2 separate regions of the Mus musculus genome follow, and region 1 is linked to region 2. The links are chromatin loops, found by intact Hi-C in ENCODE. Cell type or tissue: left cerebral cortex. All regions are shown on one strand. Each heading gives the region's core, and the rest is flanking DNA. Links, peaks and the distances in the headings are about the cores only. Region 1 holds the start of Lce1m (late cornified envelope 1M). Region 2 has its middle 8.6 kb from the start of Lelp1.

Region 1 (15,751 bases), core at 5,098-13,097, 870 kb before region 2:
CTCAGATCCATAGCTCCCTTTGTATGTCTTTGTTTCCACTATAGGTTGTCTGTTCATATGCAGCAAAGGTGACAGCTTGTCCATGCTCAAGTTCATTCTTTTAGTGTTTTTCCCCTCATTCTAATTCAGGCTTTAAGTTTGGAAGACAATATCAGTTTAATAAATAGTTACTGGATTATTGACTTGTCATTTCAAAGACAATAAATTAAGATTAGGAACAAGGGTTTCAAGTATAAGCCCAGGACCTACAGCCACCTACTCTTAGTTATTTTAAGGAGTAACTGGGCATGTGTCTCAATCCTAAAGCAGGAGGAGGCTAATTCCATAGTATTTCAGTGGTTTCTCTTCTGATTCCACCTCCAGAATATCTTGTCTACCTAACACCTTAACTTTCTTTTTTAAAATAGACTCAATGAACTATTCTGAATCCTTATCATAAAAAGCAAGTACTGAGTCACTGTACAAGACTCCTCCATGTACTTTAGTGGCCACTGCATCACCATAGAGGACTACTCCACCTGCCCTGGTACTACTTAGTATTACTCCTCCTGGTACCTAACCCCAAATGCCCAAGATCTTTGCTTTATTGGGAAGTAGCATGCTTAGCTGCAAGCCTCAAATGATTCACAGAGAAACAGTAGATTCTGCGAGTGCAGAGAAAGCCTGAGGGAACACGAGAAGCACAGACATTAGCCAGGATGGAAGCAGGCCCCGTGCACTCTTCAGTTTGTTCCATCGATGGAGAACTCCTCCTCTCTGGACCTTGGTTTCTGTGTCTGTCTACTCAGTGATAGCTGTGATGGAAAGCTGAGCTGAATTTAGCTCATAGCATGACTATGCTTGTCTCCCACAAAGATACAGCCTTTGAAATAAGGGCAAACATCAGAGCAGGAGGAGACGGGGCTTTCTGGCACAGGACCACTGCCCACCTTACTAGCTATTTTTTCCTGGCCGGAACTCCCTTTTCTCTTAGCATCTTGTGAGTGAGTGTGTCTGTTCTTCCCCAGCTCACCCAGAAGCTGAGGAGCAGAGTCGGGGTGAATACACCAACAGGAATCGCTGCTGTGTTTACTGGGCAGTAGCAGAAGGGCACCTGTTTGACCTTTGTGTCTGATCCGTGAGCTTATGTGGCCTGGGGCTTAGTAGTTAGCCTCCAAACATCCCTACCCTGATATAGTAACACAATATTTACTTTGGATGAGACTGTGAAGAAGTACCTGTTGCATGATGAAGTCTGAGTGGTTGCTTGTTTTCCTGCTTATCTTGCTTATAATCTGACTTTAGTTTTATGTGGGAGAGGCAACAGACACAGGATAGATGGGCAAATGCTATTTATATAGTGCTTTGAGGTGTAGGAACACTTTCCCATCCATTTTCCAGCTGAATGCCCACAAGACCTCAGGAGGCTCACCCACCTCCCTGTAGTTCTACAGATCCATAGACTTTGAACTCGTGCTATGTCCTTTCTCAGTATTTGTCCTGGTGAACCTTCAGTTACGAAGATCAGCAGATATCTCTGTACTTGCTACTGTGCTCTTAAATTGTATCCCTAGCCTAGCACACAATTGTTATTTTCAGAGAAAATTATTTTTTTGTTTTGTTTTGTTTTGTTTTATTAGTGAGAAAATGAAGCATAATTTTATGGGTAAGAAACCAAGAGTCCTAGAAGCTAAATAATTTGCCCAAGGTAACCTAATATCAGATGTCAGCATTGGGAATCTAGCTCCTAGCTTAGAAAGTCAGAGGTAGACTGCCTAGACAGGCTGCCGTTAGTTAGGAAGGCATTTGTTCCCTGGCAAAGAACTATGGGTCTCTGAAAGGAGAACAGAGTATTTTATGTTATCCCCACCACTGAGGCATCTTGGGAGTTTCAACAGCATCTAGCATATTGTCTCATAAGTGTGTGCTTAGGCTTCCATCCACTCAAGCCCTGTCTTTACCCAAGGCCTAAGGACAGGGGTTGTATGTTCTTCCCATGCATGTCTTTCAGGTCCACAAAATGCCTGGCAGTCTGATGCTACTTCCTTTGTTCTTGAAGACTGAGAGATAACCACTCAGCCCATGAGCCTGCCAACAGCAGCTACATGTGCTCTTTGTATGTGATGTAACTTGGTAGAAGAGGTATTGTTGGTGTTTGGATATTATCCACAGTTCTATGGACCATTGGTTCCCAAATAGTGAACCTGAGGGAGACCTGAGAGACAGTTCTACCACATCCACTCAGTGTGGTGGGTTTGTAGAATTCATCTCATCAGCTTCTTCCTTGTCCTTATAAGGTTACACTGGTCATGGGAGGCAGAGTGACTTCCCAAGCCCAGATTATTGTCTCACCTGACAGTCTGGTTCCTGGAGGCCTGCAGAACCAGCTAGGGAGACCAAAGTACTCATTCTCCAGCCACCAGAGGAGTCTATCAAGACTGGGTCACAAAAATTAGCTGTCAGATATATTATTGCTATATTGTGACCAGGACTGTTTGTGCCTAGTACTGTCTTCTAGATCAGCAAAGTCCAGAAGTATTGATGCTCATGTCTTACCTGTCAGGCCCCTCTAGTAGATGATTTGCTACTCTCTGGCCTCTAGAACCAAGGATGTCACATAAAGCTTCAGATTATGTGAGTGACAATACCATTCACAAGTTTATCACATCATTACTTGTTGGTTGTGTTTCTGTCATTATTGTTAGCTTATATTTTCATAGTACTCTATGGTTCACCAAGTACATTGCTATATGTGAAGTCATATGATTAGATAGTATATGATAATCATTCATTTTGTTGATAAAAATTGAGGTTCAAAGGAGGAATAAACGATGTTCAGTGTTGTAATGTTGACAGGGTAGAGCTGAGACTCAAGGGTAGGTTTCTCTCTTTCCTATTTAATTTTATTTAGCCGCATTTACTCCATTAAACTGTTTCAACTTTAAAGATGAGTAGCTCCAAACTGGTCCTCATGTTTTGTTCTCCTGACAGAATCCATTCAGTATCCTGAATCCTGGTTCCCAATGAGAAACAGCACCTTGGTAACTGAGGCACAAAGTACTTTTGAGTCTGGTACTTTGGAGACAAGGTCCATCTGTAGTCTCAGGGGTGAATATAGGAAGGATGTTCATGGAAGGTCCAAAGAAGGGAAGGAGCTTGAAGACATGGCAACAAAAGGTTTTAGGGCACTGGTTATGTCCCACAAAGGGCACCTACGGAATGACATTTTTCGACTCCACAAACTTTCTGCTCAAGTAAATGAGCTTTTGTGTCCAAGAGTCCCAAGGTTGGTATGAGGTAGCAGAGGTCTGAGAAGTTAGCTTACGCATCAAGCACAGGCTGCAGAGTGTCTAGGCAGGCTGATACTTCTCTCTAGCCAACTTGATCTCAGCTAGTTCAAGTACAGTAGCCGACTTAACTTCATTTCTCCTTTCTTTCATTCTGTTCCACTTCCTTCTTACTGCAAATATTTACTCAGCTTCTACTATGTTCCAAGTATCTCCTGGAATTTATTAATACATCATAAATCTAAAACTGTCAGACCTATTTGGTATCTGAAGTTTAGTCCAGGGTCTAAGCTCTGTCTGTAACAGAAGACCATGATCACTAGGACGTTACAGTGTATGTTAGGAACTGACAGACAACCAGAAAGCTCATCCAAAGGGATTTCACAGAACAACCTCAGAATAGTAGTGATTAAACCATCAAATTGGAGACCCATTTTCTCTTCACTTAAGGTAGCTGTCTCAAGTGTGTGTGCGTGTGTGTGTGTGTGTGTGTCCGGGGGGGAGGTACGATGGGGGAGAGGATTCAACAGACAGAAATCAATCAGGTTTTAATCTTTCCGTAAGACTTCCTCAAGTCTTCCTGGCACTCAGTGGGTTGAATGGACTCCTTTGAACACTACAAGGTTCCACTTACTCACCATTAGACTCCCTCAATCCTGATGTGGTCAATGAGGTAGGCACTTAAGATAGTACCAGTGGAAAAGACATGTTACGGCTAGAACACCTGTCCTGACTTCTTACAACAATCTCTGGATAAGAAGAGATATCCTGGATACCTGATAGACTCCAGGTGATCTGAGAAATCTAATAATAGCTCAGGCAGGGCCTGACATCACCTAATTTACCTAGGAATTCAAACACCCAGTGTTTGCCAAGCATCCCTAGGTGACCAAGGCAACATGCTGAGGAGAAGTGACTTCAGTCACAATTTCCAATTGAATCAGACTGAGTCAAGGTCAGAACCTGCTGTGCCACAGCCACACTGGCCCTGTGGGCCCTCCTCCCTCTTTGACAATGACTCCAAGCTCTCATTCTTCCACTGGTTCTTTCTTCATCCAAGAACTATTTGCTGAATGCTATGAGCTGTGTCTGGCCTTGAGGATACTGTGATGAATAAGCTGAGGCACCTGTTCTTATGGAAGCTGGGGTCAGACTTTCAGAAGGTCTCCTTGGAGTTTTAATGATGGAAGTAACATCATTAAACATGTGGAAGTAACAACCCTGAGCTGGGCAGACTCTGAATTCCTCAAGGAAAGCCGGCAAGCACAGAGCATGACAGTCATTTCTCTAAGTTTTACTCTGTAGCAGGAGTAGCTGGGGTCTGTCTGCGCAGGTTTCCTAAACACAGTCCTTGGTAGGAACCTGAAAATCACATTAAGAAAGCAAGGCTATCCCTAAGGGGCAGCTACATCTGGGCAGTTTCAGGGATGGTCATGCGACAGAATTTAGAGGGTGCAGGGAGCATAAAGGTAGATGGTTCTTAGAAGATGTTAAGTTATTACGAAGTTGGGTACTTTTGGGGGAATTTGATTTTTATTTTCCTTTGGGAATAGCATGGAAGTTATTAAAGTTCTAAGTAGCTCAGACTCTTCATCTTTTAGAAAGATGGGAAGAATCTGTAGAAAATAGGGAATGGGGCTGGAAGGAAGAAATCCATGTGTATCATTAGATGTGAAGGTGGTGGACAAGGAGAAGGCAAGATGGCTCCTAACCAATGTTGGGATCATTTATTGATAGTGTTGAGGCAACTTTCAGGGAGGCACTGGTAGTATTGTACACAACGATTGCTGTGAGCAGTTTGCTCTAACCACAGCATGCCTTTTCTAATGTCATTCTTTTAACTGCCTACCATATTGACCATATTAGAATTGAGGAAGCCTGGGGGTGTGGCATGAAGTTGGAGCCTTTCAGTGCTTAACAGCATGCCCACTCAACCCAGCTGAGAGTCAGTGGAATGGGTGATGTCATGAGAGGGTAGGGTAAAGGATGGGGATCTGGGAGGAGAGAGTAGATAGTCACATGGTAGCAAGGGGAAGCAGTAGGAAGACATTAAAGGTAGCAAGAGGATTTGTGAATACTGAGGCAAGTGCTTGCAGGAGTGTGTGTGTGTGTGTGTGTGTGTGTGTGTGTGTGTGTGTGTGTGCAAACCTAGAACAGAGTCAGTTCTAAGATAAATCTGCTGCATTTTGATGGAAAGGATTGCCACAAAGGCAGCAGGAAATTCTTGGTCATTTCATCATTAACACAGAGCCTTCAGGCATCTGTGAAATTGTCCAGATGCCTGAAACATGACTCAGCCACACTCTGCTTGTGCTTCAGAGGCAGAAGCATGGCTGATCAGGCCACTGAAGTCTTGGCATGGCAGGACAGGTTTAGCCTTGAGCTGGAGTGAGCATGGTGGGCGTGTAGCATCCAACGTCAAGGAAAAGAGGTGAAGAAAGAGCAGCTCCAACTGCAATTATAAGTCCCGGTGCTAGAATCTATGGGTATTTTTCTGTGTCAAGCAAAAGTTACTTTGGTTCACTGTTTGAAATCAACATTCTTCATTACTTGAAATAGGACAGAGCATAATGGAAATGCTATGTGTCCCTCATATTCCATCTGTTTTTTTCTAGCCTTCTTCCTTCTTCTTTTCCTTTCTTTCTTCCCTCTTTCTCTTCCTCCCCTTTACTGAGTCTGCATTGTGTTCTGGAGCTAGGCTTCAGATGTACAAAGTCAAATTAAATATCTTTAACTTTTGGAGTGTAAGCATAGTCAATTGAGCTTTGAGGTCTCCAAGGGGAAGATGATTTTACATGGGTTGACATCTAGAGCTAACTTTTCTCACTACTGGAGCCAATACTTTAACTAAATCAATAATAAGCCCCTGGTATTATCTGGCCACGACTTGACATACAAAGAGTTGAAACCAGTATTCTTAGTCCCCATTTGGAGCTCAGGGCCAGGCTATGCGAGGTATCCTGACAGTGGTACCAACCCTGCTTTTCTTGGTCCTCCCACCTCACCCTCAAGGCTTTCTTTCTGCAGCATGGTTGCCCTCAGCAGGTGTTCTCAGAGTATGGCTGTATTTTAGCTCTGTATTCTGGGTACTCAACAGAAGGGCAACACACTAGAGGTCAGATAGGCAGGGAGAGGGGTCTGAGACTCAGAGACATGATGGTGGGGTAACAACTCCATCCTTGTATGTCCAGTGACAAGCATGTTGCCTGGTGCTAAAAGAAACTCAAGACAAAAATGAAGTAGAATCCAAAATGGTGGGAACTTTTCTAACATTTTTGGTCTGTATAGCATCTCTACGGTAACTTAAATATTAAGTGAAGAAAATTACTAACAAATCAACTAATCAAATAAATAAAGCAAGATTAGAAAATACATGTACAGAAAAATAAATAAATAAATAAATAAATAAATAAATAAATAAATAAATTTTTGTCATTCCACTCAGAAATAATTGCTGTTGGCATGTTGCTGTAGCTCCATATAGTACAAATGTATTTATATACTATATTAACTTATCTAAAGCCTAAAATAAATATAGCCAGTGTACTACTTACATATTATAACTCCCTGTATATACCACTTGTCTAATTCACTTTGCCTGGGTTTTGTTCCCTACCCAGTCTGCTCCTGTTACAGGTCTGTGGGAACTCCGTTGGGATGTTGACTATTAGGATTCCTAGTGGATGATGGTGGATCGAGAGTATCATCTTGCCTCCTCAGTGTCTACCCAAGTCCTGGGATTTCTGTGGGTTCTCAGTGTGAGTTGAGACAATTATATATATTTTAAAGCTATCTTTGCCAGAAGAGTTCCTCTAGCAGTGGCAAATAAGGACAGATAGCTTTGTGCAATTGTGAGAGTCAGCTGAGCTCCCCAGAGGAAGTGTCACCCGCTGGACAGTAGAGCCTTTGCAGCTGCCTTGGAGTGCTTGGCCCTGTGCAGCTGGCCCCTCCCCACTGCACCTGAGCATGCCACTTCATCCCCAGCTGGAAAAACAAGATGCCTCAGTGCATGAGCTCCTGGGAGCCTCACTGGCTATTTTTACTCTTTCCCAGTGCCTACCCAATATATTTATTTATTCTCCAAGAGAAGGGATCCTCCTTTCTCCAGTTACTCATTCTAGAGGATCCTGGAGCATTCCTGCCTCAGGCTCCAGCTGTGAAAATGTTCCTCATGATGGAGATATCATCACAGCTGACTATGAGCATCTGAAAGATCAAGGGCCAGCTCAGACATTGCCAGTCTGAGCTGGAGTGGCTCAGTCCCAGAAATAGGGTTTTCTCAGAAAGCACTCACGCATACACCTTGTCTCCAAGTAACCATGACTCAGCCTCGACTGTTCCTGCTTTTGCCTATGTCTTAAGTATTCTATTATTGGAGACATCAGTGTCTAAGAAGGAAGAACATGGAGTTTGCAGATTCATAGCAGAAGTTCTAGAAGCTTTCCACCAGCACACCCTTTAGTTGTAGGAAGAGGAAAGCTGTTAGTGTTTTTTAGCTTCCAGAGGTAATCCACACCCTTGGGCCTATGGACCCTTCCTCCATTTTTAAAATGCCTCATGCCAACACCAGCTTCCCTGGTCATATCTTCTTTCTCTGACTCTTATCCTTTTGCCTGCTTCTTAGAGGAGCCCTCATGATGACATTAGGCCTACCTCTGTAATCCAAGAAGGTTTTCCCATCTCAAGACTCTTAACGTTAGTCAAACACGCCAAGTCTGTCTTGCTGTGTAAGGTAAAACATTCACAAGTCTGGGGGTAGGTATCACTGGCTACCAGAGATTACACCAAGGGAATCAGGAGTACTGAAAACAGCACAAACAAGCCAGACTCTGGTGGCGCATGCCTTTAATCCCAGAACTTGGAAGTCAGAGTCTGGTGGATCTCTTTGAGTTCAAGGCTTGCCTGGTCTACAGAGTGAGTTCCAGGACCACTGTAGCTTCACAGAGAAACCCTGTCCAAAAAAGATGTGTGTGTGTGTGTGTGTGTGAGAGAGAGAGAGAGAGAGAGAGAGAGAGAGAGAGAGAGAGAGATCTTTAAATGTTAAATCCTGGATCAGCATGTGGAGTGTGAGAATAAAACTACTCCAAGCCCTACTCCCTAGGATCAGATTCCAGGGCAGGATTGGCAGAGAGGAACAGAGGAAGGGAAGCCACAGGACAGGGTTTCAAGGACAGCCCTCTGGATCTGCCCAGGAATGGAAGTGTTCATATGATGTGATGGGGCTGTCTAGTTTTGTTCACCATCAAAGTCTGAGGTCTTTTTGCAACCTCATCCTCAGATGTCCAGATTGCACTTCTACTTCTTCCAGAAGTTTTCCTATAGGAAGATTTATGCGTCAGGCCCATATCTGAATCTCATTGATGTTGTCAGTGTCTGTGAGTAAGATGCAGTGATAAGTCAGGTTTGAGCAAGGCTGAACTTCTGGGCTACAGAAGAGGTATCACAGTGGTGCTGCCCCAGGAAGGCTCCTTGGGTCCTGCCAGATAGCCCCTCCCTGGTGATGTCTGACAATCCTTTTCATACAGAGACTTCATTCGTAGTTATTGAGGAGAGTAGAGGTAACAATGACTTTTCAAGAAGTGTGATTCAGGCCACGATTCACCAGAGTTATTACAATTTTCACTCCAACTCCAGCTATTCAATTTTCATGACAATAGCCATGCTTAGTAAGCAAATTCTAGACATTAGTCCTAGATTTCCTGTGAATCCCACTTTGCCTCCCTTCCCAGCATGTTCAAGTCTCTTACATATAAGGAAAATTATTTTCATAAACCTATGTACTTCCTACAATATACCTAAAATTACATCTATATTGCTTTAAATAACATGTAGAGTGTAAATGCTGTATATATCATGCTGAATTGATTCAGGAATGGTGATTCAAAGGAAATGTCTCTACACATTCTATGCAAATATACCCTTTTCCCCAGATATGTCTAAACTTCAGTTATAGAACCTACATATTTAGAGGATGGCCATGTATATAGTGACTCTTGTTAGGAAAAAAAAATCACACAAAGAAATTAAATTCATCTAACGGGCAGAGTGCTGTGATGGAGAGAAGGTTGATGAGGGTTTGAAGTCCAACTCCATCTCTAACTTTGTGTGAGTCAGTAGAAGTCTCTTTCTATCTCCCAGTTTCAGTTTTCTTGTCTAAAAGGGAGGTATTTGATCTAAACCAATGATTGTCTGTCCTGATTTGCATTAGAACCACCCAGTGACCTCTTGGAGAATGCTGTGGCCTCTAGGGTTGTCAGCATTCTACCTAGATATTCTATCATTCCACAAATTGTATGGAAGTTGCTAAAAGAAACTTTAGTCCAGATTTTTTTTTGAGGTATCTGTCCTCTTTTCCAAATGGCAAGTCCAACCTGATGAAGACATGAAAATTGAGCCTCTACTGCTTACAAAGCAACAAATTAGATCTAGCAGAGATTTCTAAACTCAAAGGCCTTACCTGTGTGAGCACATGTGCAGATTGTACATCCAAATAATTGTAAGCAGATGGGCATTGTTCCACTTATTCTTCATCATGCTCATGTATTACACAAATGATTCCTTTAGCATCTATTGAGATTCTTTTTCTAGAAATTTGAGTCATGTTCTACATTCCTTTTATGTTTCTCAGCAAGAGAGGTTGGTTCTGGCTGAGATCTAGCAACCGGAACAGCATATCTGCTTCCCTGCCAGTAGTCTCTAAGCCCAAACTCTATCCTGTGTTATGAACTTCAGAGGTAGAATGGTGTCAGGTATCACTTTTAAAAATATTTATCAAGTATTTCATATATATGCTAGGCATTATTCTAAGGGGTTTATGAATGTTAGTCACTCTATAAATGACACTGAGAGATAAATGCTATCTATTTCTTCATTTTGAAAATGAGGATAATGAGGGTTAAAATAATTTGTTCAAGGTAACAATGTTGCTAAGTGAGGAGCTGAAATTCAAACATGGAACTTGTCTTAGGAGTTAATGCCTCCTGCTACTGCTCCATGGGCAAGCTGTCTGTGAAATGGTCATCTGGCTTTAATTCTTCAAATGGAGTACACAGAGAATGTTCCATTACAATTTTAGTTGAAAATTTAATAGTAAAACCCCTTACATAAATAGGATGAGGAAAGAGTTACAAAGAGTCAATGCAAAACACAGATCACTAAAACTAATACATAGTAAAAATTAAAGGGAAGAAAATAGTAAAATATTTGAGAATGGGATTACAAGTGACATTATTTTCATGAGAATGGTCTTTGTATACCCTCATTCACCAATGACACACAAATACTTTTAATCTTTTGTTATCAGAGAACACATGTGACATCAGAACTGTTGTGTTATATGCTAGGCATTATTCCAAGAGCTTAATGATGATTGGCTCAATCTGCAAATGGCCCTTTGAGATAAGCATTCCTTCTTCATCTCATATAGTTTTAGGATACAATTATAGATGAAATGGGATCTATAGTGATTTTGTTATCTTTACTTCTGAAATTCCATAGCTTTTCATACATTTTTGTTTTTAATTTGATACTTAAAAACATAAAGATTATGTGCATTGATGGGTGTCATTTGGCACATCAGCACATTGATGCAGATTCTTTTTACAGTTTCATTGTGTGTTCACGGGCCGAGCTCTGCTCTGAGATCTTTATCCGTATTGCCTTACCTAGGGAGCTAGGGATGGTTATTAGTCCGATTTTACAGAGACAATTAAGCAAGTTGCTTGAGAATGCTTGGGTGGAGAGAGCAAAGCTGGAAACTGGTCCTGGAATGTGGGTTAAGACTGTGCATGGTGTTTCCCACTACAGCCCATCCACCCAGGAATGGACCCCAGACACTGCTGCTCTCCCCATCTCCAGTTCTTTCCCTGTACCTTTCATTATGAACTGTTTACTTACTGACAGCTCTCCCAGCTCAAACAATGTTGGTGACTTCCCAGGGGATTTAATCTACCCAGGGAGCATTCTTTGTAGGGAAAATACGTTTTGTCTTCCATCATAGGTGCATAAAAGCTTCTTGAACAATCCCTCAACCCCCTTCCCCAGCATTGGAAGAAAAGTCTCTACCTTAGATCATCTATAGAAAAGAATCTCTCGGCCTTCCCCTTTGGGATGGTTGTTATAGCTGAAGTTCCACTTCTGGCAACTTCAGCTGAATTCTCTCCTCTCACTTTACCCTCTATATACACATGGTCCCTCTACATTTGGCCAGCCAGAGGTCTACTCTTTAGGACCATATGTAGAAATAGGGCCTTCAATGATTTCTGCCTACTTGGAGGAATTTATCAATGTCAAATGTTCATGGATTTTTTTTGGCATGTCAAATTCAGACAAGAAGAGAATCCCAACCACCTCTATCATCTTCATTAGACCTACCTGAAATAGCATCAATAGAATATCCAGCATTCTTGGTCAAGGTTATGGCACCATCTAAGAATGAAAAGAGCCACATTAGTTCATTGGCTTGGGCAGGGTTTTATTTTGGGTTCTTGTCCATATTATAAAAGGGCCATTTAATTTCCTCTACTTTCTATTCTGAAGAAGAAACAGATGTTATCTTTACCCTCTGAGCTCTAGAATTGAACTGGCTCATCTCAGGAAATAGGGACCATAGCAGAGCTGCTTAGGAGACTGACAGACAAGAACTGTATGTAATGTGCAATGTTCTATCACCATCCTACAGGCTTGCAATTCTCAGAGGCTTTTCTGTGCATTAATACCTCAGATGCTTATAGAGGGAGGAATTAGATCTTTGGGATGTAAAGGGAGGGAGTCATACATACCCCTCATGAAAGATGTTATCAGTATCCCACACATGGGGATCTCAGGTCAGAGCAGAACTGTATAAAAGGCAGGCGGTTCTCATAGCACCTCAATCCATTACTCGCTGAGTGATCTACTCCAGTGCCTGAGGCAGGTAGAACATCTCCCAGACCAGAGAGACTCTGATGCTAGTTTTCTGGGCAGAAAGGGGCTCTGGTTGGAACTGAGGGTAATCTTGAAGATGAACAAGGGGAAAAGAGGGTTAGGAGGGAAGGGTTTCTCTGCAAGTGAAAGGTAATGGAAGATTGTACTAGTATCTTTTTGACTTTACAGTGAATTTATTTGGAAGGAAGAAGTGCTTATACAGGGATCATTTGTACTTTTTATTCTCGAAATAAATTTAAGAGATTGGGTTTTCAAACTTCTAACTATTTTAGAGATAAGATACTGTAAATTCATAGTTCAGTCTTCAAAGCAACATTTGAGCTGTTGACCTTATATTTTTTTGTATTATTTTTCACTTTTATCCAGTTCCTTTGGAGATGTCCTGTCAGCAGAGCCAGCAACAGTGCCAGCCCCCTCCCAAATGCAAGACCCCAAAGTGCCCTCCAACCTCTTCCTGCTGTAGCCTGGGTTCTGGGGGCTGCTGTGGTTCCAGCTCCGGGGGCTGCTGCAGCTCTGGATGTGGTGGCTGCTGTCTGAGCCACCACAAGCCCCGATTCTCTCTCCGTCGCCGACGTCACAGCTCTGGATGCTGTAGCAGCGGTGGCAGCAGTTGCTGTGGCAGCAGCGGTGGCAGCAGTTGCTGTGGCAGCAGCGGTGGCAGCAGCGGTGGCAGCAGCGGTGGCAGCAGCGGTGGCAGCAGTTGCTGTGGCAGCAGCGGTGGCAGCAGCGGTGGCAGCAGTTGCTGTGGCAGCAGCAGCGGTGGCAGCAGTTGCTGTGGCAGCAGCAGTGGTGGCAGTAGCGGTGGCAGTAGCGGTGGCAGCAGCTGCTGTGGTAGCAGTGGGGGCAGCAGTGGTGGCAGCAGCAGTGGCAGCAACAGCCATCAGCAGTCTGGGGGCTCTAGCTGCTGCTCTGGAGGTTGCTGCTGACCTGGCCACGAAGAACATGGAAAGCAGCATTGACTGAAGACCTGCAAGCCTAGGGTCTCCTCTTCTCTGGTTTTCCCGCAGAAGTACTTAGAACTCTCTGTACGTCCTCTTCATCTCCCTAAAGCTCATCTACCACGAGGTCTTCAGGTCCCAGCTCTGAGATGCATTGGCTTTGCTTTTTTTCTCTGACACAACTAATTGAGAATGAGATATTGAAAAATTAGCTTTGAAAAATCTTTTTCTGGGCAATAATAAAGCTTTTGATTCCTGACACCATGGCCTCCCAATGTACTTTTGTTTCCCTCTTCCAATTCCCTCCCTCCACACCAAGTCATAGTCCCTTTCGTTATCTAAATCACACATTTTGACACTGAATCCACTTAAAACTTAGTACTCTGAGGCCTGTGCCCCTTATACCAACTTGCACAGGGGGGACAAGGCATAGGTTAGGACAAGCAGTACCCAGAAAAGCTCCATGATGGGACGGTGACACTCAAAAGGGACCCATGATTTGAAAAAGTTTATCTCTTAATCATGGAGAAAAAGATTATCTGGAGTGCACATTGTGGGCTCTCATGAGTAGACACACTGTTGTCTGATTATCGCCAGCTGGCCAGGCAGGGAAGCTGAGTGCAGAGCATTTCTAGAGAAGTAAGCTGAGGAGACAGCTGTGAAATGTTGGGAGTCCACTATTCTTGGAACCTTAGAATTTTAGGTTTGGGTTTGAATAGAGAATAAAGAAACCATCTCAGCCAAAAATTACCCCCGCCTGGTGGTAGTGGTGGTGGTGCATGTGTGCATGCCTGTGTATGTGTGTGTGTGTGTGTGTGTGTGTGTGTGTGTGTGTGTGTGTGTGTGATGGAGTCAAGGGTACTTAAGTCACTGAGTTTGGATGTTCATGTAATATTCCTTTAGGGTTGGGATGGCTTCCTCAGGAGATACTAAAAATATTTATGATAGAATAGATAACTGCAAGTCTGCCTTTCTATACAAGATAAGCAGTTAGCTCCTCGGTTGATAAGAGTTAACAGTGATGCATAAAGTTGGGGTAAGGAGTCCATACAGTGAGTATCTACTTGATCTCTCCATAATGATTCCTATCACCCTGGTTTTCTTCACCTTTTGCATAATTTTCCAGAGGAGAACCCACATCTAACTTAGTACTTCATTACTTCCTTCTCTTTTCTAACATTGATCTCTCTTCTTGGAATGTCTTACCTCTTCTTGCCAGGTGCTCTGGTTCAGTAAGCAACCTGTTAATCAGGCTCTAAAGCCATGGTAAATGAAATGGGTATCTTCTATGACTTGTCTTTCCTTGTCTGTTTCCTCATGCCACACCCAGCAATGCACCCCAAAACCTATCTCACTCTTAATCCCTGAATTCTTAATCTTAGATTCTCTTATGTCTCATACTCATGGTTGGTGTGACCAGGTAGTTCCAATGATTGAATCAGAGGCAGTTGACCTCCAAAGTTTCCTCCAGTTTTATAAATCAGCTAATCGAAACGCAACAATTACTATGGGAACTTTCAGGCCGTTCCCCCTTTTATTTTCCTCCTTTTTCTTCTTTGCTCTTTTATTTTATCCTTTTCATTTTGTTTTGTTTTATTTTGTCTTTTTCCTATTTGTCAGTAGTTCTAGGGACAATCTATCCTTAAGGAGATGATATCAGAAACAGGAGCTCCATAGGCTAACCAGCTTACTATTTTCCAATAGGCCTATACTCCTCAACCATTTTTGTCTGCGATCCATCAGGGTTACATAATGGGAATATGGTCAAGTGACTTCTTTTGGTCTTATTGGTCCCTTAACCTTGCCTGGGCTATTCTTCCTGTTAATGGTGACAGGAAGAAACCACCGTTGTGATTTCCATCCCCACCATCATCTTCCTTCAGTGCTCTCTAGAAGCATCTGGATAAAAGCCAGAGGGTTCATCACATAGCCTGCAGCCTGCTATGAAAGACAAGAACCAAGGGCCATAGAGATGCAAATAAGACAATAAATGATAAGGAGATAGCTATACATGAATAAGTGTGAGAAAGTAGAACAGTGCAGGTGTTCTCCTCCCCTCCTGCTGTGTGTGTGTATACAGTGTTTAAGAGAGAACCCCGGACCTCTCCTCATTTGACCCCCCCCCCCCAGGCCTTCTCTAAGCACATACAGCCCTCCCAGCTATGAACAGTATCCGGTTTGAAAAGTAAACACACCACAGCAATCCTGGCACCTCTGTGAAGTGACTTGGTTGTCCACGTGCACCACCTACAGTGCTATCTGAGTGATGAATGCTTCTGGGATGTAAGTGTCAGCTGAGCATGTCTGTTGAGAAATGGGCTCCTCCCAAGGACCTGGACTTGTTGGAATCTTATAAAAGCTTCTCTGGCCATACACTGTTCAGTCTTCTGCCTAGCAGGTGTCAAGTTCCAGTTGGAGAACTGAGTGAGTCTTCCTGTGGAGCCAAGGTCTAGTAAGTATCTAAGCGGGGTGTCTGGGGGAGGAAGCTGGGGAGAATGGAAGACAGAAAGGAGGAAGTAGGATGCAGCCAGAATGTAGCTGTTGGAATCTGGCTTCCAGTGAGCCAGCCTTTTGTGTTGCCTATGAAGATGCAAAGGCTTGGCATGGCGCTGACCTTTGAAA
Region 2 (15,751 bases), core at 3,421-11,420:
GTGTGTGTGTGCCTGAGAGAGAGAGAGAGACAGGGAGGGAGCGAGGGGAGGGAGGAAGAGAGAGAGAGAGAGAGAGAGACTCAGATGTATATGCATTTGGGCTCACTACTTTGTGTTGGATAACCTATATGGTAGAGGGCAGGAAGAGCTCTTGTTCCTGGAGATGACTGATTCTCAGTGATCTGAAAGTCATTCACAGTAGCTAGAAAGATCTTTCACAGATGTTATATTATCCAACCTGATTTCCTTGAGTGGTCCTTTCATTAGCAAACATGCTCAACTGTACCTGTAATTCAACCTTTTAAGAACTGAGACAGAAGAATTTCAATTTTGAGGTCAGCCTAGGCTACTCTGTCTAAACAAACAAACAAACAAGCAAAATCTTATATTTTTAGAAAGTTTCCTGTTATGCTTGGAGAAGTGATGGCTGGTGTTTGTAATCCCATGCAGTGCCTTTATGCAGGCTCTGCACAGTGGTCTGTGCACTCTGCCCTCTGTGCACCAGGTTCCTTCTCTGTGCCAAGTCCAGCCTTCCTGTCTGGTGTTCTCTCAGTCAAAAATTCTCTCTAATCTAATTCTATGCACTATTCATGATGACTTTTGATTTTTTTCCAGAATAAGTCAATTACTAATATTTTATGTTCTTCGGAGAACACATACTCATTTGAATAATTATTGAGAGAGTTGGGGAGATGGTGGAGTTGATAAAGTACTTGCAGTGCAAGCATGAGGACACGCATTGTAGCTTTAGCATTCACCTACAAAGCTGGTTGTGGTGGCAAGAGCTTATAACCCCAGTGCTGTGTAAGCAATGACAGTATAATTTCCCAGGGTTCATTTGTCTGCCAGCCCAGTCAGTTGAGTTCTAGGTACTGGTAAGAGATCCTATCTCAAAATTAATGAAGATGGCTCTTGACAAACCAACACTTAAGGTTGACCAGGAGTGTGTGCTCAAGTATGCATTCTTGCCTGCATATACACATATACATACACACTTTTTCAAACACACACACTGACACACACATACACACACAGCACATATGCACATATAATCACACACTCACATGCATACTCACACACACATACATGCATTCACTCATTCACACACACACACACACACACACACACACACACACACACATTTTTAAAGTCACTAAGATTTGCTTAAAGTCTATTGGTTTTGCTGGATATAGTCCCAAGAATTACTCAGCACTATACATGATCACTATCTAACAGTTCTTGTTATGTCTGGTGCCCTCTGTAAATATTCTGTGTGGCTTTACGCAATGTAGTCAGGAAGAGAGGAGATCCACACTTCCACAGAATCACAAGTTGGCTGTGTGGTCTTTGGAGGGTTTTTCTACTTTTCTAGACTTTCATCCATAATTGAAACTTTAAGTTTCTCTGGGAATAAACTTCCTTTTATTCGCTGTTAGTAACCCTGTTCCGTCTGTTTTCTAGAAGAGACTATTTGTCACTAAAATTATGTCTTAAATATTTGCTGTGATTCACCAGTTGAACAATTTGCACCTGGTCTTTCCATATGGAAAAGCTTTGAACTATGAGCTAAATCCTCCTAATAGTTTTAGGGATTATCTCAGTTGGGGTTCAAGAGCAGAATAGAATCAGTAGGGAATCTGCATTCAGAGATTTACTGCAATGACTTGTTTTATGGGACTTAGAAAGCAGGGTGGCCATATCTGAAATCAACAAGGCTAGAGAGCAGGAAGACCTTCTCCAAGGAAGCTTCACTTCTGCTCTTAAAGCCGTCAACTGGTTGACTTGGACCAACCCAGATTATCCAGGATTTTCTCCCTTACTTCTGATCAATTTATTACATATTTAATCACATTTACCCTCATAGAAACATGTAAATTAGTATTAGAACTTGCGGTAATACTGTCAGTGGAAATAGCAAAAGAATATCTTAGGTTTGTATTTCTTTTTTGTTCAATTTTTCTAATTGTGTTTTCAAGGAATCTGTACTTTCATCATTATAGAATTTATTTTTATGAAGTTGTGTATAGGTGCTCATTATCCTTTTGAGTAATGATGTCATTTATAAACTATCTTCACTGTTAGTATATATATATATAATGACGGCTCCATTTGTATATAAGGTACTCAGGCTGCAAGTAATGAATTTTCTCCATTTTTATTTTGTACAGTTATATAGTGAATTTTAGACCTTTTCATCCCATCTGTTTCCAACTGTCACTCATCTTAATGACTCTTCTCTTCACTTTTTGTGTGGCCCACTTAATTTAGAGTCAGAGGGAAGTCAAAAACACTGTCAATAAATTTCTAATGTTCTTTTTTACTAGTTTTTTTTTTTTTTTAGTTAGTTAGGGTTTCCATTGGTGTAAAGAGACACCATGATCAAGGCAACTCTTATAAGGACAATATTTAATTGGGGCTGGCTTACAGGTTCAGGGGTTTAGTCAGTTCTCTCATGTCTTTGTTTCAAAAGGTCATTAGGCCTAACTTCTTATGCTTATGTTCTGCTCCTGTAACCAGACTATTTAGCACACCAAATCCCCTACTTAGAACTCCTTTGCCCATGAACTGTAAAAGTCTCGTCTTCCTTATATCTGATGCTGACCTCTGGAACCCTACCTTAGAAGGAGGCAGCTCAAGTACATAAATAAAAAGCTTGCTTTAATTAATTGCTTGTTTTAATTAATTTGGATGTGGTAATTTGGGTCAATTGCCTTTTTCCTCTCATCATTGGGATTAGCACTAGCCTGAGCCCTTTTGCTCTAGACTCAGACACACTGGGATATACTAGACGTTTCCTGAGCTTCGGACAGTCCAGTTTCTCTGAACAGAGATGGCAAGCTTGCTCATTACATAGAAAATTCTAGTTTAGTCACTGATGCAGGACTAGTATTTCTCAAACTTTCTAGTAAAAGAGCAATGAAAGAAGAAACACAGCCCAAGGATCTGAAGCGGTCTGTTGTGACTCTTGAAACCCAAAGTACCTCTGGGTATAGGAAAAGCAGTAAAAACCTGACAGAGCAGGCTGTCAGAGCAGGCTGCTGGGTGTACAAGGTTGAAGGTAATTTCATTTCCTGGACATTTAGCCCCTTTTCCTCACTTCATCTTGTACTCTCTGCCAGCAAGCTCATTGCTGACTCAGGAAGGATTAGAATCACTTGCAGAAACCATTTTAAAGAATATAAAAAAATTAAGTAAAATTTCACGACATGCTTGGGTGACATCAATGAAAGAATATCTTTCTATAGTTCTTTGTTTAGTGAGGTTGCATTATGTTACAATCTTTCTTAGCTTATACCATCTCACAACCCTCTAGGATCTATTCTTAGTATATCAGCAGTTTGAATTTGTGGAGACATGGCACATTGACTGGGGATGCCTCAGGTAATTTCTCTGGGGATTTTTTTTTCTTTTTTTTTTTTTTTTGGCATGTGAGGACACACACACACAGAGGTGGCCCTTGGAGCCTCCCTTTCTTTCTCTAACACTTTCCCTCTCTTCTTTTACCCATAAGTCTTTCTCAAATTCTCATTATTTTGAAAATAATAATGCTTATTACACTTTTTGTTATAAAATTAGTCTTTGCTAAAATTTGAGCATAGATTCCTTGAGTATTTATGGTCTGTGTGATCTGCTCCTTTACCTGCTTTGGTCAGATTTTCCCAGGTAAGTCTACTAGGTAGACATCCTACCTCACAGGTATAGGGCTACATGGAAGAAAGGACCTCGAGGATGAAAAAGACCTGTAGGACCAAGAAAAAGTCAGTGTTGAAAAAGAAGGCTCTGCTCTTCCTGCTTAGATGCACAGGATTGGATGTAAATTCCTTTTCATAAAGCAGTCCTGAAGAAGGTAGAGGGGTACAATGCCAGTTTGTGGGCTGAAGCTAAGGGCACAGCAGTGTTTCAGCAGGTGAAGGGGTTAATTCGGGTCTGGAGATCAGGAGGGTTCCTGGAAGAACCACACACCTTATTCCTGATGGGAGCCTTCTTACCTCATCCCCACAGCGGCCAAGCATCAGTATGCCTGCCTTCCTCATTGTTTCTCTACTCAGCAAGTCACATAGGTCTCTTTTTAAGTCATGAGCTTCCCTTGAGCCTCCATGAGGTCTAAGCCATCACTACATATTCCCCACTCTAAAATCTGACCTCTAATTGAGGTTCTCGATGTTCTTTGGATAAACAATCCTAATTCCATTTGACTTCTCCCTATATCAGTTCTAAAGATGCTGTGTGCAGTACGATGGGCCAGTTACTCAGAATATAGAACAGCCTTATAAGCCCTAGGAAAAAGCTGCAATTCCAGAAGCCCTGCCCAGAAACTTCCTTCTTATCTGTTCATAGCCACAAAACCCACCAAAAAATCCAACTACACTTGAAGAAAACTCAGTGATCTTACAGCCTTCTGCTCCACCCATCACCCATAGACACAGAATCATCTCAAGGGAAAAGTAAATGTAATGAGCCAAAAACAAGTCCAGCTGGAATTTCAAGTAAAGGGGGATTATGACTAGCATTCTCAAGAACTGGAGAGTTATCAGGAAATGCAGGGGAAACCCCTTGGCTTCCTTTGTAGACTAAGCCCAAGATTAAAGGACCTTAAGGGTCCTTTAGATTAAAGGGAGGCAGTAGCTGCTTCCTTGACCATACTTCCAGACCCTGTGGTTATCTGAAGTCACACACAACACAGAATTTGCTCTGCCTCCACAGAGTTGCAAATTTTTGAAGGAAAGGATATATAGTAGCTGGGAGAAACTTAAATTAAAGAGAAATTTTCTTTTTCTAGAGTTCTTTTCATCACAATGTCACATCTTTGATGAAGGCAACAAGATCTGTATCTACTTACTTCTTTAGACTCTCACAAACTGCAACAAAATGCACCTGTCCTCCAAACACAGAATTTATTATGACTTACATTATTCTCCTGAGTCTGAAAAAAAAAATCCCTGAGTAGTCATGTCTCTACTTTCTTACAGGGAATAGAGAAAAGTCACAGAGGGACAAAAGGGCCTAGGAGAAGGAAGGTCATGAGTAGAAAATTCTCAGAATGAGTCTGGAAGAAAGCAGGGGCAAAGCAAGGGTGAGATGAAGACCCTGCTCAAACCAGCGAGAACCATTTGTCCTCTTATCCTTGGAGCATGAGGTATTTCTGCCAAGTGCCAAACTGCACCTCTTTGACAAGTTCCTGGCCTTTTCTAACAAGAACTGACCACATAAGTGAGGTGAGGAGTTGAGGCTGCAGGCTTGGATGAACATAAAATGTGTCCTGCAAGTCTGTGCAAGGCCCTGTTTTGCCATTCTGAGAACAGAACTGTGGCCATGAAGTCCATTCTGGCAGAGGGTGCGAGGGTGCGAGTGTGTGTGTGTGTGTGTGTGTGTGTGTGTGTGTGTGTGTGTGTGTGCGTGCGTGCGATCTGTTCAGCTGCTATTTACTCTAAGAAATGCTTTACACTGAAACAATTGTTGCGGACTTCTGGAGATTTTATTCTCATGGGTTATATCTATTAATGTTTTTCCATTAAAATTTCAAACTAGAAAATTTTGATCACATTAGACACACAGAAAGAACAGCTGTCAATCACAGTTTTTACTTTGTATAGCATAAATAGAATTAAGCTAAAATAGAGTAGTAGGTAAGTAGCTCCACTAGCTGTTTGATAGCAAAGGCACCTCTAGCACCACCAGGTGGTAACTTCTGGTATGGCAAGATTAGAGCCATCTGATATGTTTAAAAAGGAGCACAAGACTAATAGAGGCACACATGATGACAAGATTAACATTCTTAACTATGAGAGGTTGCATAAGTTTTCTTCTGGACCCTTGGTAAGGGGAAGGAAAAGACAAAGTATCCATCCATAGAAGTTGCTGGAGAACTAAAGCCTGTAGTAGCTTAAGTGGAAAGGTCTAGCCATAGGAAACCCTAAAACAATAAAGAATCCCCTCTACCACGTCCTTGCAGATCATGTTTTCTTAGCTTCTTTCATGGCCTCTGCATCCCCAGACTTTACCCAAATTGATCAAATTCATGTTATATTTCAACTCAACCTAAGCATCAGTAACTACCTCTACTCCCACCTACACTGTCCTGGACTGGGTATCTAGTCTCTAGTATATGTTCAGTGACGGTAAATGAACTTCACTTGATTCTAGAGGTCAAAGATGCCTGTGTTAACATAGATAATGTTTTCATCATGTGTACCTAAAGTGCATGAAAGATCTAGTTTCCTAGCTTTACAATCTCTGAAGACAGTTTATTAGTGATGGATGAACATTTCACCAAATCCTTTCTTCTTGTCTCCTACCAGACAGCAAAGAGAATCTGCCTCTACCCACACTCCCTCCCCCAACTTCTTCAGAGAAAGAGACATGAGACAAGTGCAAAATTTAGAGTCCTTCCCAGAGCATGCTGCAACCTTTCTATGGCTCTGCAAGCCCTTCAGGCATACTAGAGCCCCCTCACCCAGCCTGGGCTCTGACACATTGGATAATTATTAGAAATAAGGAAAATGAAGGCCTAAGTCACAGCATGATTCCCTCAGACGTGAGCCAGAGCTTTATATAGCCCCATCCCCCTCTGCATCATTGCATTGTCCTGATGGTCTCAACCTGGATAGCAAATGCTTAGAGAGTAGGGATGTTTAATCCTGACTCTTAACCAGCTCAAAATGTCATTCATTAACACACACAAGCCCCCCCCCCCCCAGAAGAAATAGCTCAGATTTTAAAGTAAGCAGATATAGGTTAAATGAAGAAATTTGTAAATATGTCTAGATGAAAAAACAAATAGTCTGCATAATCAAAAGAGGTCAAAAAGAGAGAAAGTGTGTGTGTGTGTGTGTGTGTGTGTGTGTGTGTGTGTGTGTGTGTGTGTTTTCTACATCCAGCAAACAAAATGTTAGAAGCAAAACAAATACAGTTGTCATCAGAATTCTACTTCGATGAGGATTGGTAATTAATTTTTAATTGTGTGGTATGCTGCATAATAAATACATCCCAAAAATGTCCCACCCTAATCCCTGGAACTTTTGAACATGTTACCATTACATTTCAGTTAAAGGTTCTGAGATTTGAACACTGAGTGCATTTGACTACATAAATGGGATCATGCAGTATATGTTTTACCAAAATCCACACAGATTTGGAGATAACAGAATATTCTTCTTCCAAAGGCTGAATGGTATTCTGTTGTGTATAGTTATCACATTTCTCAAATCCACTCATCTAACAGTAGCCATTTAGGCTGATTCCTGATCTGTTGTTGTTGTTGTTGTTCCTGCTGCTGTTATCTACTTACTTTATTTACATCCTGATCCACCTTTCCCTCCTTCTTCTCTTCCCAGTTTCTCCCTCTTGCTGCCCCCCTCCTCCCTCCACGCACTTCTTCCTTTTTCAAAAGAGAAGTGATCTGCTGTGGATATCAACCAGCCTTGGCATATCAAATTACAGTAAGACTAAGCATCTTTTTCTACTGAGGATAGATGAGGCAGCCCAGTTAGGGAAAGTGATCCAAAGGCAGACAATATAGTCAGAGTCAGCCCCTGCTCCTGCTGTTAGGAGTCCCATATAAAACCAAGCTGCACAACTGTTAAATGTGTATAGAAGTCTAGGTCATATGTATGCTATCTGGTTAGCCATTCACACTCCATGAGCCTCTATGGGCCCAGTTTATTGATTCTGTAGGTTTTCTTGTTGTGTCCTTGACCTCTCTGGCTCCTTCAATCCTTCCTCCCCCTCTTCCATAGACATCTCCAAGCTCCATTTTAATGTTTGGCTGTGGGTCTTTGCATGTGTTTTCATTAGTTGCTGGGTGAAGCTTCTCTGATGATAGTTATGTTAGACTCCTGTTTGCAAGTATAGTAGAATATCATTTACAGTGTCCAGATGGGCTCCTTCCCATGGCATGGGTTTCAAGCTTGGCCAGCCATTAGTTGGCCCTTCCCATAACTTCTGCTTCACTTTTTACCCCTGCACATTTTTTAGGCAGGGCAACGTGTGAGTGTAAGGTTTTGTGGCTGTATTGGTGTCCCAATCCTTCCACTGGAAGTCTTGCCTGGTACAGGAGATGACTGGTTTATAACCCCCATTGCTAGCTAGGGTTACCATCATAGATTCCTGTAAGTTTCCATTGTCATAGGTTTCCCTAGGAAATCGCCCTCTCCCAATCCAGTTGTTTCTCCAAGTACTCTCTCCCTACTTCCTCCCCCGACTTCATCTCTCCCATTACAATTAAACAGGTGAGAGAAATGAACAAAACTGTTTACAACCTGAAAACGGAAATGAAAGCACTGAAGAAAGCACAAACTGTTTCTACATCTTAGCTACTGTTTGATAGGTAGAGCGAGTGGCTATTATCTGAACCTGTGCTGCCATCTGGTGGCCATTAAGAAAACAACATTTGGGGCTGGAGAGATAGCTCAACTGTTCAGAGTGTGTACTGCTCTTCCAGAGGAAACCTATTTGATTCTCAAGATGACGTCAGATTTTTCCGAGGGATCTGAAGCTTCTTGTTTCTGTAGGCAGCTTCGTGTATGTGCATCTACCTACACAGAGACATGCACATACATAATATAGAAATGAAAGTAAATGTTTCAGCCTCCTCTAATTTTATGGTGGACTTATGAAGTAAACGTAATCCAGAAAATAGTAAGAACCATTTGAAGTCATCTAAACACATCTCCAGATGCTAATACTCCAATACTAAACACAGTGAGGAAAACGTATCCTGTTACTCATCTTCCTTCCACACACAAAGATTTTCTTTTCTCCTCTGTGCTGAGCTTCCAGCAATTATTCCAAATACACTGAATAATCTTCCCTCCATGTCTGCTCCCTGTCTTAAGGGACATGGTGCAGTCAGCTTGTGCCCTTCGCTGGACTCACAGAGCACAGCAACATGAGCTTAGCAGAAAACCTTGGAAAGTGGCCTAAGGCAGATTGTGAGTCATGGCAGGGAAGGGAAGGACTCCCCCCTTGAAGAATGATTCCATTTACCCACCAAAGCCTCCTTCACATAGCCCTTACCTAGGTGCTTCCCTTTCAGGTCCTAGTAACAGTTTCTCCCTTGTTCTTGGAGCTCTTAGTAGATGGGAAAATGTGTGTTTGTTGTAAGAAGTAGAAATTTATGGTAAGGAAAATTGAGCTCCTAGGTAGGGGAGACATTGGAAGTTCCTTTCTGTTTGGGACTCTGGAGCAGATGAAGCTCTTTCCAAGACAGATCCATGGTGACTGTAGATTCCAAGGTTCAGAGTGCTGCCTTGCCTTGTTGTTGTTAGCCTGATACAAATATCTTAATGATAACTTCTGGCGCTTAGAGAAGACCCATGCCCACCTGGAATCAGCTGTCACTCTTTAGACAATTCATTTAATTCTTATCTCATCTTCCATATCTATCCTCAAAGAATCATTAAAACATCTCAAATTTGAGGCCCCAAGTTGGCAATAAAGAGGCTAAAAAAAGTCCCTCCTCTGGAGCAAGGGCTCTGTGTGAGAAAGGAGATGCTTTGCGAGGGTATGCTGGGTAGCCTAGAGAAAGCATCTCTTAACCATAGCAGGAGGTGAGGGGGAAGAGAGGGGAATTCTGCATGAAAAACAGATTTTTAAACTATAAAGAGGGTGTAAAAATAGATACCATTTAGTTGAAAGGGCAAAGAGGAAGGCTGTTTCAGTTAGAGAGAATGACTCAAAGCTGTTTAAATGTTTGATTGATGCTATGATTTTACTATTGAGAGTAGCATGCTAGGTTAGGCACTGGGCACTGGGGAATCAAAGATAAAAAAAAAGTGAATTAGTTCTCTAGACCATCAAGTGATGGAAATAGATTGAGAATTCTCTAACTGCAATATGGTGATTAAAAAAAAATATCTCAGAGTGCACCAGGCCTTATAGTCCAGACCAGGACACTATGCCCAGCAAGTTTAAAGCTATCCTAAGTAACTTAATACCCTCTCACAAAACAAAAAAGAGAGCTGGGAGTACAACTCAGCAGTAGAACACTGACCTACCCTGTGTGAAGCCCAAGGTTTAATCTCTATTACAATATAGATAATAGATAGATAGATAGATAGATAGATAGATAGATAGATAGATAGATGATAGATCCAAATGATCAGGCTGGTTGCTTTAACTAGCAGCTTGGATCAGATAAATGTTTAAGGTAACTTGTTTATGAACTTCAAGTTAGGGATGGAAGAAGCTGAACATGTCTGGCAGAAAATAAAGTGTAGTTTCCAAAAAAACAATCCAGTAAATTTTGGGAACTGCAAGTAGTCTAATCCCAGGAATGATAAGAAAAGTAGAAAACTAGTCTGAATCTTTGGGCCATATTAATAAGGCTTGAATCATCAAGTTTTGTAGTAATATTAAGCATTCATTTTATTAGAAATCCATCATAACCATATAACAAAGCATAAAATTGGGGTAAGGAGGCAAGGAGATCTATGACAATGATGCTGGGTCAAACATAGTCCAACAGGTAATAGGACTGACTAAGGTAGATGTATACTTCACAAACACTGGTCAAGAGCCTGTGACTTAAGAAATGTCTGGAAAATCCTAAGGGCACAGGTGCTATGGACGGAGCCAGCATGCTGCATTAGACCAATAAAAACTGATACAGCAGTTTTATTGGATAAGGTATTGTTTGGAGTTTGGGGCTCACAATAAAGAACATGTTAGGAAAGACCAGGTAGAAGAATTCTGATTTTGTTGAATCAGTTTGAGAGGATGAGAGAGGAAAGAGTACATGTGTGGGACTTCTTTGGCTTTGTTGCAGTGAGATACAGAATGAGATGAACTGCAAGAGTATGAGGGGCAAAGAGACTGGAAGTGGGAAGTCTTCTCAGAGAAGGATGATCTCAGAAAGAATAGAAGACAAGGCTAGAGAAGCAGGACCCTATCCAGGTCATGGGGCACAGAAGAGAAAGGGCTGGGAAAAAAAAGCCACAGCAGCCTCAAATATCATAGTGAAATCAAACGATAAATACAGTACAAGCGCTACAGAGGTATCATAGACCTTCCTTCCCCCTTCCTCCATACAATGAGCATAAAACATCACTAACAGTAATTGAAGAAAGAAAGACAGACACACGCAGCTGTTGTGCAGGCAAACACAGCTCACAGAGGATCCCACAAGTCACATATGAGTCACGGGGAAAGGAAAACTGGTGATAGCTTTGATTAAACTCGTGTCCAAGAGGTCCTCTGAGGGTGTGAGGATGAGGTGGTCTGATCCAACAGAAGAAGCTAGAGAAGAACCTGTTAAATGCCTGTAGGGGAGGGAGACAGAGGGAGAGGAGAGGGAGAGAGGGGGAGAAGAGAGAGAGAGAGAGAGAGAGAGAGAGAGAGAGAGAGAGAGAGAGAGAGAGAGAGAAGAAGAAGAAGAAGAAGAAGAAGAAGAAGAAGAAGAAGAAGAAGAAGAAGAAGAAGAAGAAGAAGCAGCAGCAGCAGCAGCAGCAGCAGCCGAAGCCTTTGCTAGTGTTAAAAATTCCAGGGCTGGAGACATGGTTCAAAGGTTAAAAGCACTGTCTGCTTTTCCAGAGGTCCTGAGCTCAATTCTCAACAATGTATCACATAACCATCTATAGTGCAATCGGGTGCCCTCTACTGGCCTGCAGACATGCACACAGGCAGAATGCTGTATACAAATAAATAAATCTAAAATCTAAAACCAACCAACCAAACAAACAAACAAATACCCTCCAGTTAAGCAATAGAAGGGAAGGGGGCCCCTAAAGGGAACAATCTATTTCTTGCTCTTAGTGCTGGGACTCCAAGTGGCTTTAACGTGTGTGGGCCTGTGCATGCTGCCACATGTGTCTTTGTGAGTTTATGGGCATATCATTCCTATCTATCTGGAAGAGACTTTTTCCTTGGAGTCATCACAAGCTCTGCTTTTTATTCATGGATTCAAGGGAAGCTGAGTTGGGGCTGGTAGCGTGGCCTGTTCCAGGAAGATTGGGGCCGGGGGTGTGGGGTGTGGGGCAGCAAAGCTACACGCAACACATCTGTATCATACTTCCTTCTCCCAAGGCTCAGTGAATATTACAGAAGAGGTGCAGGAAGAGTAGAAAAGAGGGGGAGGACTAGAAAAATAACATCTTCAGGACATAGCAGGGCTGTTGCACTCATTAATTCAATAAGCTATGGCTTTGTGTACAACACCTGTACAAGATCAAGTCAGTTGATGTCTCCGCACAATGAGGGGAAGTTCATAAGCCCCACCCCTAGATGAGGAGATTTGGTCAGTTGGGGTGAAGGACATGGAAGAGGGATCCAGGGGGACTTGGAAAGAGCATCCCAAGAGAACATGATCAGAATATATTGTATACATGTATGAAATTCTCAAAGAATAAAGTAAAATGTAAACAGAAAGACTTAGTTGTAAAACTCTAAAAGGTAGTCCTAGTTATCATTGCCAATTATTGTAATCTTCATGGCCTTCTGGTACACACAGTGGAACCATGGAATGCTATGGGGCATGGGGGGGGGTGAGTGTCTTATGCACACCCATATACATGAATTCAGAGTCGACAGCAGGATGTCAATGTCCTCCTTCATCCTCCTTGGCCCTTTTGCCTTGAAGCATGCTCTCTCACTGAACCAGAAGTTCACCATTTCTGAGTCAACAAAAATCTCAGGATCTACCCGCCTCTCTCTTCTGGGGTTATGGGAACAGCCTAAGGATTCAATCTTCCATCTTCATACTTTGTAAAACAAGCACTTTTACTGAGACATCTCTCCCAGCCATCTTAGCTTTCATCGCTAAATTACTATTGTTTATTAATGACATTTATATGAACTGTCCTTACTCAAACCAGAAATTATGTTTTAAGATTAACATTGAAATACTGAATCTTGCTGGGAACATCACCAAGATATTTAGCTGGAAGACAGAAAATGATAACGTGGAGAAAGGTTCAAGGAAAATATAGAACTGAAAAGGTGCACTTCAGGGCAAAGTCGGAAATGAGAAGCAAATAGAAATGGAGACACGGAACTGGGGAAATAGATCAACTGGTAGAGTGTCCATTTTACAAGCATGAGGAGGACCTGAATTCAGTACTCAGAATCAATGTTTTATAAAAAAAAAAAAAAAAAAAAAAAAAAAGAAAGAAAGAAAAATGGCCTAGGTGGCACAGTGGCACAATGGCACAATGGGAATGGTAATCCCATTGCTAGGAAAAGTGATACTGATAGATCCGTGGGGTTTGTTTGCTGCTAGAATGCCATGTCTAAAAGAAAGAAAGAAAGAAAGAAAGAAAGAAAGAAAGAAAGAAAGAAAGAAAGAAAGGAGGGAGGGAGGGAGGGAGGGAGGGAGGGAGGGAGGGAGGGAGGGAGGGAGGGAGGGAGGGAGGGAGGGAGGGAGGGAGGGAGGGGGGGGAGGAAGGGGAGGGAGGGAGGGAGGGAGGGAGGGAGGGAGGAAGGAAGGAAGGAGCGAGCCTGGAGAGATGGCCCAGTGGTTAAGAGCACCGACTGCTCTTCGGAAGGTCCTGAGTTCAAATCCCAGCAACCACATGGTAGCTTACAACCATCCATAATGAGATCTGATGCCCTCTTCTGGTGCATCTAAAGACAGCAACAGTGTACTTAGATATAATAATAAATAAATCAAGAAAGAAAGGAAGAAAGGAAGGAGGGGAGGGATAGAAGGGGAGTGAACAGAATGAGAGAGTACAGAGGATAGGATTGGAGGGAAAGGGAGGAGAGGGGAAGGCCTGGACAGGCATACGCATTCACACAAAACTAAACATACCTGTGTAAGTACACAACCATAAAATGCACATATAAAACATACATGGAAGGGAGGGAGGGAGGGAGGGAGGGAGGGAGGGAGGGAGGGAGGGAGGGAGGGAGGGAGGGAGGGAGAGACAGAAAGAGATCCAGAAGAACCCAGGGAGCACACTGGGAGTAAATATACAGAATACTCACTGACTTCTTTTGATGTTTCTCTGACCTTTACAACCCTGAAAACAGTGAAGCTATCCAATGGTTAGCGTGTAGGTAATAAGACTAGGAACTCAATGTAACTTACATGTTATCTTAAACAAGTATATCACTAGGGATGATGTGTTAAGGATGTAAAGGATGAAAGCAGGATTTGAACCTAGGAATCTGGCAGGATTTGAACCTAGGAATCTGACACCAAGGTCCCACCTAGCTCTTAACCAAGTCTCGGCTAGACTTTGGCACTTACTCATCATCCCCTGCAGCTGTTCTCCTGAGACCCCTTCACCTAAGAAGCACGCTGTGTGTCATCCTATTAGTAACTGCTGCTAGCCAGTTGTCCACAAAACTGAAACCCAGTGTGAGCCTGGTAGCAGGGATACCAAATGCAACACCAATGGAGCTAAGCTGACCTGAGACCTTGTATATAAGTGTATTTGTGTGCTCAGCCTTATATGCTCAGGTTTAAAAAGGTATGAGTGTTTCAAAGGCTGATAAGATGAGTAGATTGTGCTGTGTTTTAAGTTCACTAGATATTATTCTTGAGCTATACTGGAGGGAGGAAAGGACGAAAGTGGAAGATGACTGTGGCTAGTAAAAATCACCACAGCTTTGACACCAATGTTGAAAATGACTTGCCTTCTTCAAATCCAGATTAGTAGCTAGCTGCGTCTAGAGCTGAACAGCGGGTGGAGCTTGGCTTCTCCAAATAGACATGGGAACAGCTTTGGAGAAATAGAATTCATAACAAACTACAGAGAGAAGAAAATGAGTGTTTTGCACTGAGATTATGTCTCTAATACCATTTATCCCAAGCAGTCAAATACCCCCAACCTCTGTGTTCTCGTTAGGCATGTTTGGATTAATTGCTTATGACCATAATTCTTTCTGAATTATGATTCTCTCTTCTCCCCATCACCTTTCTTTCCTCTCCCTCAATCCTGTCTCTGAACTAAGGCATGTGGAAGACTCTTGGGTTAAAATAAATTCAAAGTCTCAAGTCAGCTCAATGGCACAATCAAGGCTAGGTTTCCAGTGATCATTGAAGAGGTGCCCCTGCAACCATTCTCAGCATTTTGAGACTCAAAAACCTATCCTTCTAATGAAAACACACCTTTTTTCAGTTTTCAAGAGTTATAGCACTCTCCTCTTTCTGAGTCATCTCCACTTTCTTCTTAATGTCTCCACAGAAATTGACCTGTGTGATGATGTTTCTCTCATCTGCACTAATGGTGTGCCACCAGCACAGCCTTCCTTCAGTTGCATACACCTTTATAAGCCTTTTCAAGTAAAATGGTCTCACTTACATTTTACCACCCTACTTATAAACCCACACCACACTCTATTGTCAGGGTTTTGATACATGAGGTATGATGATACCAAGGTTTTAGCAGAGAGTCACTTGTGGGGCTTAAGAGATAGTTCAGTAGTTAAGAGCACTGGTTGCTCTTTCAGAATACCTGGGTTCAGTTCCCAGCAACTACATGACAGCTTACAACCTCTGTACTTATAGTTCCTGGTATTCTTATGCCCTCTTCTAGCCTCTTTGAACATGAGATATGCATGCAGTGCACAGAGATACATGGAGGTAAAATACTCAGGCACATAAAAAATTTAAAATAAAATTAAAAAACAGCCACTTGTGACTGGCAAGATGAGACTCTGGGACTAAGTTCTTGCCCTGTCTCTGACAAACTTCATTTACTACGTGTTCTCCCAGCTTCCTCCTATTGCAGCTCAAATGCACCTCAGTCCCGACTATAAACTTCCCTGATTAGGCCTATGACAAAGCCAGAAAAAAACCTCTGAGAGGTTT

What was found. Peaks named below come from ENCODE experiments on the same cell type or tissue, not always from the same donor. Only the 100,000 strongest peaks of a DNase experiment are listed, where the experiment ranks them.
Region 1: a loop joins it to region 2, with 3 times the contacts of the local background. A loop is called at or near these places in 5 of 42 quality-filtered maps.

Annotation. Positions count from the first base shown.
Region 1 is chr3:93,015,446-93,031,196 of GRCm38, reverse strand. Lce1m (late cornified envelope 1M) reads left to right here and starts at 12,136. Exons shown (of 2, transcript NM_001355725.1): 1 at 12,136-12,176; 2 at 12,558-13,390. The coding sequence starts at 12,569. The coding sequence ends at 13,117. Crct1 (cysteine-rich C-terminal 1) reads left to right here and starts at 15,511. Exons shown (of 2, transcript NM_028798.3): 1 at 15,511-15,581. In left cerebral cortex, for the core only: no CTCF peak of the experiment used is centred there; DNase peaks (open chromatin) are centred at 5,148, 5,606, 7,561 and 9,800; H3K27ac peaks cover 692 bases.
Region 2 is chr3:92,143,445-92,159,195 of GRCm38, reverse strand. No RefSeq gene overlaps it. Among named protein-coding and RNA genes, the nearest start is that of Lelp1, 8.6 kb to the right of the region's middle. In left cerebral cortex, for the core only: CTCF peaks have their summits at 5,684 and 8,366 (motif pointing left); DNase peaks (open chromatin) are centred at 5,682, 7,688 and 8,374.